Regions from separate parts of the Homo sapiens genome. Here region 1 is linked to region 2. A link is a loop called in an ENCODE intact Hi-C map of the cell type or tissue named here. Cell type or tissue: dorsolateral prefrontal cortex. All regions are shown on one strand. Region 1 overlaps SND1 (staphylococcal nuclease and tudor domain containing 1). Region 2 overlaps SND1 (staphylococcal nuclease and tudor domain containing 1).

Region 1 (5,000 bases), 160 kb before region 2:
ATAACTAAAAAAAGGTAGATAAGTTGGGTGCAGTGGTTCTAAAGGTGTGAAATTTGCTATTCTGATGTTTTGCACATATACATATCTTGGTGCATTCACAAGTTGAAATTCAGCATTGTTTTCATTTGTGTGAGAGTTTATAGACAGCCCGTAAGAGTAAAATAAAAATATGATTGTCTTTTGAATCAGATCATACATAAAAACCACGTACAGGATGGGTGATTTGAATGTCTGGCCAATCAGTTCTTTCTCTCTCTTTTTTTCCCTTAGAGGAGGCAGTTTAATGCAGCAAACAGTATTATGGTAAGGTTGAGAATTTAAATGTATGAAAGCCTAGAAATGCCAAAATAAGGTTCTCTCAGTAACTGTAGCTCTGCCTCATTGCACAGAGTAAATACACATCTCCAATTTTATCAGTATTGGGAGTAGTCCACAATTCTGCATCTGTGCCGTACAGTTGGAATTAAGGTTCCCACAGCAACCACAACTTTGAAATTCTTGAACGTTAATTTTTGTGCCTGTATCATCAGCCAGTGCATTATGTTAATGTAGACTATATAGCTGAATTTTAAGCAGTTTTTAGGGGGATGGGGGTGTTATAGCTTAGGTAGGATGATAGCAGGTTTTCTGAAGTAAGCACTAACCTACTACTGAGTATTTTTAGTCCCAGTATCCTTTGGAACTCATCAGTGGGTAAACGATGCATTTCCCTTAGCCTACTGGCTGACAGGAAATTGTTGGAATTGGAGTATTTCCTAGTTTAGGCAGAATCCTGATTATAGAATTTCTTGTCTCTTACAAGGCGTGTTACCTCTTTTTTTTCTTCTTTTTTCTTTATTCTTTCTTTTTCTTCCTGTTCACTCCTGAGATCTTACTCCATTTTAAGACAGTTCTAAGTAAGACTTAGCTGCAATAATCTACAACATATGGCTTGTGAGGAAGATGGAGGAATGATTTCCATTATTTGTCTGTTAAAGTCCTTTGGAAGAGTTTACTGAAGGGCCACGTAAGAAATAAGTTAATATAATGAACCTTGAATGTAGTGGTAGAAGGTACCCTGAAGAGTAGCCGGTTTTGGTGGGTGGTCTGGGTGATCTTCCCAGGTCAGCTGCTGTACCTTGTGAGTGTCAAGGATGAGAAGTGAGTCAACAGGAGGAATGGCTCTCTAGGCCAGCGCTGTCCAACAGATATATAAATATGAGCCACACATGTGAGCTCTATTTGTTATTTTAAATTATCATATAACTACGTTAAAAAACTAAAAAGAAACATTAATTGTAATTTTTAAATTTGACTTATATCCAAATTATTATATCATTTCAACATTTAATGAATATGAAAAATAAATGAGACGTTCTTCCCCTTTTTAAAACTGAATATTTGAAATATGGTATGTATTGTACATTGGCACTACATTTTAATTCATCATAGCATATTTCAAGGACTCAATAGGCACATGAGGCTAGTGGCTACCATTATGGATAGCACAGCTTTAGAAATTTGCATGAACAGGTAGTCATTGTTGGTACATATTTACAGATACTTATTTTGTGCCAGATACTGTGTTGGGGGTGCAGCAGGGAATAAATAGATGTCCCTTCTCTGCCTCATGGAACTTTAGAGTCTAGTAGGGGAAATACACAAGTAATTTCATTTACGTTAAGTGCTATGAAAGAAAAGCTTAGAGTTTAGGAGAGTGCATAGTTTGGGAAGGCTACTTTGAGGAAGTGACATTTAAGGCCTGAAGAGATATTAGGAATTAGCTAGATAAAAAGTGGGAGAAGACAGTTTCTGACCTGGAGAGCAGCAATGACAAGAATGAGTTTTGGGGACTAGAGAATGGATGGCTCCTGTGGACGGTGCATGAGTGGTATGACACCTGTGTGGTACGAAACCACAGGCAAGGCCAGATCAAACATGTCCTGTGAACATCTTAGGATACTCAGGAAGGGAGAGAGAAAATGGGGCATATGATGAACTGCAAGTGATTTTGTATGACTGGAATAGAGGATAAATTTCAGGGGAGTGTTAAGAAATGGGCCTGGGAGTTAGACAGGGACCACTTGTTGAAGGCTTATATGCCATGCATTTTAGGTTTTGTCTTGAAGAATTTTGAATTGGTGAGTGGCATGTTTGGATTAAAATACTCTTGTTTCGGTTGTTTGAATTTACAAGATATGAAAGCAGTTTGCATATAGAGAGAATATTATGCCTGGTAAAAACTTACTTTAGCAAGGAACTCTGGATTTTCTTTTGGTAAGTTTCAGTTGACCAAAGACCTGGAAAATGGCATGATGAAGAGTTAATGTCTTAGGAGACGTTAACTCTTTCAGGCTGATGAGTGAGAACTATGGATGCTGCTCCAGCAGTCCTTCTTTATACTTGCCTTTTGACTTAAAGAAATCCCCCCACGCCAACCCCTGCCCCTTTCCTTGGCCTGAGATTACTAAAAGAAAAAAGAAAAAGAAGAAGAAAAAAGAATTCCCCAGAGCTCTTATAAAGAATACAAGATCCTGCTGTATGCTTATGTTAAAGTTACCAGAGATTTACAATATGGGTGTGGTAAGAAACATCACCTGGGCATCCTAGTGTGACTGTAACTGTATGTGTTTAAAGACTGAGCAACAGGCATCCTCTCGGAGTCTTAGGTTTCTGGTTTCATTTACTACGTACCAGCTGTTACAGTCACAAGTGGAGCCCAGTTGAGTATTCATGGCATAGATGTTGGGGCCAGGACCTCTGTTAGCTCATATGGCATCTTTGTGCAAATTTAGAGAAGGGTACTGCTTCTTCCTGTCAGCATCATGCCAGGGGCCATGGCTTGGCAAGCAGAATGGAAGCTAAATTTTAGCTCCTGTTCTCCCTTTGTCCGCTTTGCCAGGTACCCTTCTGCAAGGCACAGCATGGGTAAAAATATGGGCCTGCCCTAGTTAGAACAGGCTGGTAGAATCTCCAAGGAAAACATCAAGGGCATTTTTTGGAAATTGAGGAGTGGTTTTGTAGTTGCGGAAACATGGAGTGCTTGAGGAATGTTAAGAGATGAAGGTCTGTGATGGATGGACGGTGGAGGGCCTTGAAAGAAACACTAAGGACATTTCCTTCTCTCTAATTACAGGACTCTGCCTGGGGGTCAATGGCTTTGGCATGGAAAGGATAACCTGAAAACTTACGGTACCAGAGCCTTTTCCAAACCAAAGAACAAAGCGGGAGAGGGTGCAGAATAAGGAACTAGATGAGTAGGAGAAGAGGGAAAGTCTGTGGCATGGGCTTCCTCAAGGACAGGCAGATGGGGCAGACATTCCTGTTCTAGGGCGGGCCTCCACTGCTAGCTCCCAGATGAGGACTCAATGGGACTTTCCCTTCAAGGAAGCATGGGGGAGGTTCTTTTAATATTTTCTTCCTCCGAGACAACTCTACATTTGGAGGGTAGTAGGGCAAATTGTTTTTTTCTGTTTTGTACACAGAGACAAGTTCATTTCTCTTAAATTATACTGGAAGATGAGCTTTTTGCCTATGGCTAACCATATTTCTGCTCCCTTAATTTGGTTACTTTCTAATTGGAGCCAGAGGAAGTACTTGGACAAACACTGTGATCAAAGGAACTGTTTTCATCCTAGGCTTTCCAATATTACCCGGAAATTCATGGGTAGCCACTTCTGGATTTTGGTTGGAGCTTGGTTTGTTCCTAGATAGTGTTATGCGAGAGTTAAAAGGAGGGATGTGCAATATTTCCCTCTCTAGAATTCTAGCTGGATTTGTCTGATGTTGACGGTGTTTCTGTGGCACCCTGCTTCTGGATTAATCCAGTGTCAACCCGTAGGAGACGTTAACTCTTTCAGGCTGAGAGCCAGTTAAGAAAGCTGACGTGTGATGCTCTTGTGAACCTGGCCATGTATCAGGGTTTCTCTAAAGGTATAGTTTGTTTTATCCAGTTGTTTGCTATAAAGGAATGTGCTAAATCTTGGAGAAAGGCTGTGGGTTTTCTGAGCTGCTGCCTTAAAGGAGATAACACATTTTGCGATCTCAGGACTTCCTAGAGAGTGCTTGGCTTTGATCTGAAACTGGAAAGCCTAGTGCTCTATTGCCCAGGGCTGCTGTGGGCTTTGTGTTACACTTGGAGTGTTAATGACAAAGGAAACAGCCCCCAGGCATCCGATGAAGGGGCTGACTTATTCTCCCTGAAGTCTGTTCTTGCGGTGCTATTGTAGTTGACTAAGAGATACAGAGCTGAAATTTACCTTGAAAACAGGTACATAATTTACCCAATCCCCAGGTGTATAAAATTTGCTTTAGGTTGCTGGGCCTTTTTCTCAGATTCCTTTTCTTAGCTGTCTGTCTCTCCCATTCTCTGTCTTTGTATCTGTTTCTCTGTCTCTGACAGCCCCCACTGCCAGCGCTCCCACTTAGTATTTTGGGAAGGAAGTGTGGAAACCCAAAGGTGGAGTCTTTCCCTCAGCTGGTAGTCACCCCCTGCTACCAGCCTCTATTCATTTCCATCACCCTGTCTTTTAGTGTCCTCCCTGTGAATTTATTTACCACATAAAGGTTTGTTCACACCAGGGCCTCCAAATATTCAGACCCGGGTGCTAAAGGATCAGTTTTGTTAAAGCTGCCATATGCTGAAGCCCCCAGTGTCCTTGTTGCCTTTGTTTGGGGAGTTCATCTCCCAGACCTGGCCCGCCTGGCTCTCCAGGGCAGGCAGGTGGGAGAGAGGAGCTGAGATAGGTGCATTATTAGTGATGCCTTGGGATTCTTAAGGGCTTTTTGTCAGAGGCAGGGTTATGTAAGGCACTGATAACTCCATTCATTGTAAGGGGCTCCGGGGTGCTTTGCCATTAAAAGCGATTTTCAACCTATTCCCTCCAGTTTAGATTTGTAAAGGCAAAATGACTGGTCCCTCTGGACCCTCAAGCCGACTTTGCCGACTCTGAGACACGTGCCAACAGAAAGCTGTGGGGTTAGAGACCCTAAGTGAAATTGGAGCAGGCCAGTAAACCCAC
Region 2 (5,000 bases):
TGGATATTAACACATTGCTATCATCTAATCCACAAACCTACTCAAATTTTGCCAACTGTTCTAATGGAATACTTCAAGAAAACGATCTAGTTCAGAATCAGGTGTTGCAGTTAGAGGTCATGTCACTCTAGTCTGGAATAGTTCTTCAGTCTTTCTTTGACCATCATGGCCTTGACACTTCTGAAGAGTACAGGTCAGTTATTTTGGTTTGTCTGATGTTTCTTCATGACCATAAAGTTAAGCACTGATTCATCATTTATTGATGATGGTAGTCTTGATCATTTGATTTGAGTCGTGTCTACCAGGCTTCTCCACTGTAAAGGTACTATTTTACTCTTTCTAATTAATAGATATTTTGTGAGGAGACACTTTGAACTACATAGTTTTCACCTCTCATTAAACTCCCAAGTTATTTATTTGTTTATATTAGAATGAATTCATGGAATCTCATTTTATTCAAACAGTTATAATCCACTCAAATTGTTCCCAATTTGGCCAGTAGGAGCCAGGACTTCTGTGTCCTTTGGACATGTCTCCTATTTTTTTTTGAGCACTTCCTTGTTTTCTGGTACTACATGTTCCAGGCTTATCTTGTACTGTCTTCCCCAGATCTGAAATTAGCCATTTATCTAAGGAGCCCACATTTCCATCTATATTTATTTTTATATGTTTATTTCTAAATCTATCTATATCTATTGAAAACCATGTGTGGCAGTCATGAAAATGTGCCTCCTGGATCTCCAACTGCAGGAAACATAATAGACTGACAGCCCAGCTGCTGTGCTTTGAAATCAATCACTGCTACTTCAGCCAAGGCTATGCTTCCCACCAGCTGCTCCCAGCCAATAGCGGAGCGCAACAGAGATACTAAGGCAGGCCTATTGCTGAGGGACATAGGGTTCCTCTGACGGACAATTTTGACTTCTTATCAAGCTTTGACGAAACTCTTTGGAACAGGCCCGTAGCTCAGATGTTCCCTATCTAACCTTCCTTCATTCCCTCCATTCTGCACAGGGGTTTGACCTGCACTGCAGTCTGTTGGCTCTTCCCAGGCCTCCTGGGGTTCCCTTCCCACCTTCCTTGAGATGAGTTTTCTCCAATTAATCTCTTGCACATCTAATCCTTCTTGGCACGTGCCTCTTATAGAACCTGAACCAACATACCATGAGTTCACACAAATACCTAAAATTCCAATCCACTGCTACAGGGTTCATTCTAGTTTTCTTCCTTTCCATATTTGTATATACCTACTCTGACAGTGAGAAACCTGGCTTATCCTTAGTACTTTCACTGGTAGGGTTGATATTCCTTAGTGTAACCAATCTTGTAACACTGATGTCACCCCTCCCAAGTGGACACTCAGTCTTTAATGCCTGGCTATGGAGCCACCTTCCATGTGGATGTTTGCACCCAGGTTGAACTCTGATACCTTGTATGAGTGATCATCCTTACCTTCCTATGGGGCTCTGACACCCCAAGCCAGACTAGCCTATACTTTGTGCAAAATACTGTGCTTGGAACTGGGATATAGAGCAAGAAAAGCATGGCCCCTGCCCTCACAGTGTTTATCACTCACCAAGGAAGATAAACAATGAATGAATAATTGCCATATATTGTGATGGTGTATCACATGGGGAACCCACCAAGAAGAGAACACATGTGATTCTCATATGCATTGCACGTAGTGAATGCCCAATGGTGATGGTTGTTATCATTTCATGTATTTTTACTCTTGTTACCGCTAAGCACCAGCATCACAACTGTTCCTCCAGGAGAAATCTATAATTAGGGGATAAGAAGCTAAGAGAACATGGCTTAGATGCTGAGCTTTAAAGGAAAGAGAGAAGAAAGTTAGTGGGCAGGGTGTGGAGTGATTTGGGAATCTAAGGCCTCAGGAACTCCATATGGCAGGTCTTAACTGGTTTGTAGACATTTGCTGATAGGATAAAGAGGGCAGGGACAAGGAAGAGTAGAGAAAGTGCCCTTGGTTTTTCCCGGCCAGGCAGGTACTCAGTAATTCTGTGTATTGATTTGAGCAGCATTAACTGGGGTGGATCATTAAACATTTGTGTTGTTTTTCTTTATATATCAAAGCTTGTTTGTGTGAATTTTTCCTTGCCTGCTCTGCCATTCCCACTTTCTCCTCCAAACCCCATGTATTTACTGTAAAATGTCAATGCTCAGTAATTCAAAATGCAGTAACAAATATTTCTTTGTTTTCTTGGCATTTAAAACAGCCAGGACATCTCAAACTATCAAAAGTGGAGTTGTCCCCCATGCCACTCCCCAGCCTTCTTACTAGCTCTTTGATGGGTGGAGCCTCTCTTGTTCCCTGCTAGGGCCCCTTAGTGACAACCTTAGTTTAAATCCTCACCATGTATCAACATCTACATCTGCTGATTTGAGGCTGTTGCCTTCTCCATGCTGCCAAACACAACTCTGTGATAATGACAGCATTTGCCAGCACGCTTATGTGGTGACTCAGGAGACAGGGTGGCCAGCAAAGCAGCCTCTTTGTGGGAGTGGATTTTGAGAAGTGCTAATTCCGTGGCAGTTTGGAGATATTAATACCGTGCTGGCAGTAGATAAACAGACATCCGAGGGGCATATAATGAGAAGATAATCAGCCACTGCATCTTTTCCTCCTTGCTCTACCAACACATTTATTTTTTCTTCTTTAAAAAAAAAAAAGCATGTTCTCCTGGGTTTTGACGAATAGAGCCCTTAAATTGCGTAAACATGCACAGATACTGGTTGGTTCAGCTCCCAGCATCCCCACAGTATAACTTTCTAAGAACCACTGGTGTGTTAGGAGTTAACCACATTTTCAAACAATACTCAGTCATAGCATATGGCACGGTAGCCTATTGCTTACCATAGCCTCTCCCTAAAGGGCAGCAAACCAGATGGTTTGAGTAGGGCCTTTGGTGTAATTATGACAGACACAAAGAAAGACATAACCACCATTCTCCCTCAATAATATCATGCTTCTTGTTTTCCAGTATTTGCTATAGTTAATTATACTTAATTTTTGAAAATTTGTTTTTGCAGTTTGATTGTTCATAACAAAGTTCCCTTTCCAGGTTGGGGAGGAACCATTCAAATATGTATCATTAAGTGTCTGCATATCATTTCCCATTCATCCTTCTCTAGCTAGTAGATGCAGGCCACATAGAGTGGCATCTCTCATTCCCAAGTGTGAGCAATTTTCTTATTCTGGCAAAAAAAAAAAAAAAAAAAGATTTGTTGCATTTGAGAATTACTTTGCATTAGAGTCTAACCTGAGATTTTTTGTAGCTCCCATGGAGTATTGCTCCAAAACTGGTCATCTCAGATTTTATATTGTTTACTTTCTTTGTTCCCCATCTTGATTTGCTTTTTTCTTTCTTTTTTGAGATAGGGCCTCATTCTTTTACCCATGCTGCAGTGTAGTGGTGTGATCACAGCTCACAGCAACCTCAAACTCCTGATCCTCCTCCCTCAGCATTCCAAGTAGCTGGAACTACAGGCATGCACCACCACACTCGGCTAATTTTTAAATTTTTATTATGGAGATGGGGGTCTCATTGTGTTGTCCAGGCTGCTCACAAACTCCTGGGCTCAAGTGATCCCAGCGCCCGGGCCTCCCAAAGTGTTGGGATCATAGGCATGAGCCACAGCACAAAGAATTTCCTTTCTACTAGAATGCCTCCCTCCTGCCTGCCTCTTCTCTCTTCATTCATAGTCTTATCTTTTCCAAGCCCACTTTGGGTAGAAGATCTACTCTCAGGAGTTCTTATAAGAGAAACACTTCGTTATGTAAAACCAATGTTTCTAACGTTGCCAAACTAAAAGAAGACATTTTCTGGTTGTTCTGTCGGCTAGAAAGATTTTGAGAAATTTAGGTCATGCTTTTATATGTTCCATTTTTTTCTCTATGTGCCTAATATTTTATAGCAGACTTTTCTTGAGGGCAGTGGCTTGTTTATAACATTCTGTAAATAGCCTGGTGCAATGTGGGCTTTTTACAGATTTTTTTTTTTTTGCTAGTTTTTAATATTTGGATTGATATAGCATCTGACTGTACTAACCAGAAAAATGCTGAGCTAGGGAACTTTGTTATTTAACCTTTTATTTGGATTTCTAGCTTAGCAACTCATAGGTCTTGAAACCTTGGCTTCTCTCTCCCTCTGCCAGAATGCGTTAAGACCTCCAGGTGCTAACTGTTATTATTTCTGTTGACTGAGCCCCATATGCACTTCTAGTGCTCACTGACCTATCTTTTCTGTTGCAGAAACATTGCTGAGGCTCTTGTCAGCAAAGGTCTAGCCACAGTGATCAGATACCGGCAGGATGATGACCAGAGATCATCACACTACGATGAACTGCTTGCTGCAGAGGCCAGGTAAGACCAAACATTACTAAACACATGGGGAACCCACACCCTCACTTTTTTCTTTCCCAGTTTTGTGCCTATACCTGAGCAGAATGTGTTGGAAAATAATATGCTGAGAAAGCATGTATTATTATTCTAGATTTTCCCCATGAAAAGAAGGACACACTTTGAACTTGCTGTCTAATTTTGTTTAAGTGCACTTGGTCTTCCATTTTAAAAAATATGTAAAATAGGTATATATTAGATATGATCTCCCTTTGTAGCTGTATAAAAGAAAGCATGAATGAGTGCTCTATAGGAGATATGTTTATCATCATTCCGGGACTAACTGTGAAGCCGTGCTTATGTCTGTAGTACATTTGCCTCTGTTTCTTACCTCCAAAGGCCTCTACTCCTAGCCCCTCCCGTTTACCACCTCTAGACCTTTTGTCATGTACAAAGGAAAGAAAACATTTATTAGGAAATGAGTTTTAGTTTCAAACACTTCTGACAGCTGGCAGGAGACCATTTGAGAAGCCCTGTGACATTTTACTTTTGTCCTTCATCCCTGTGGCTGGTTGCCCCAAGGACATGCATGCTGCTCAGCAGTATTTCTGGCCATTGTCATCCCTCAAGGCTCTTACTC

What was found. Hi-C counts contacts between places; a loop is a spot of excess contacts. Peaks named below come from ENCODE experiments on the same cell type or tissue, not always from the same donor. Only the 100,000 strongest peaks of a DNase experiment are listed, where the experiment ranks them.
Region 1: it touches region 2 in a loop (1.8-fold over the local background); 2 of 110 quality-filtered maps call a loop at or near these places.

The regions. Positions count from the first base shown.
Region 1 is chr7:127,722,556-127,727,555 of GRCh38, forward strand. The region is part of intron 10 of SND1 (staphylococcal nuclease and tudor domain containing 1); the gene reads left to right. Among named protein-coding and RNA genes, the nearest start is that of SND1, 73 kb to the left of the region's middle. RefSeq lists an enhancer at 4,314-5,000. In dorsolateral prefrontal cortex, no CTCF peak of the experiment used is centred here; no DNase peak of the experiment used is centred here.
Region 2 is chr7:127,883,629-127,888,628 of GRCh38, forward strand. SND1 (staphylococcal nuclease and tudor domain containing 1) reads left to right here. Exons shown (of 24, transcript NM_014390.4): 13 at 4,274-4,384. Among named protein-coding and RNA genes, the nearest start is that of SND1-IT1, 110 kb to the right of the region's middle. In dorsolateral prefrontal cortex, no CTCF peak of the experiment used is centred here; DNase peaks (open chromatin) are centred at 820 and 2,463; H3K27ac peaks cover 4,908 bases.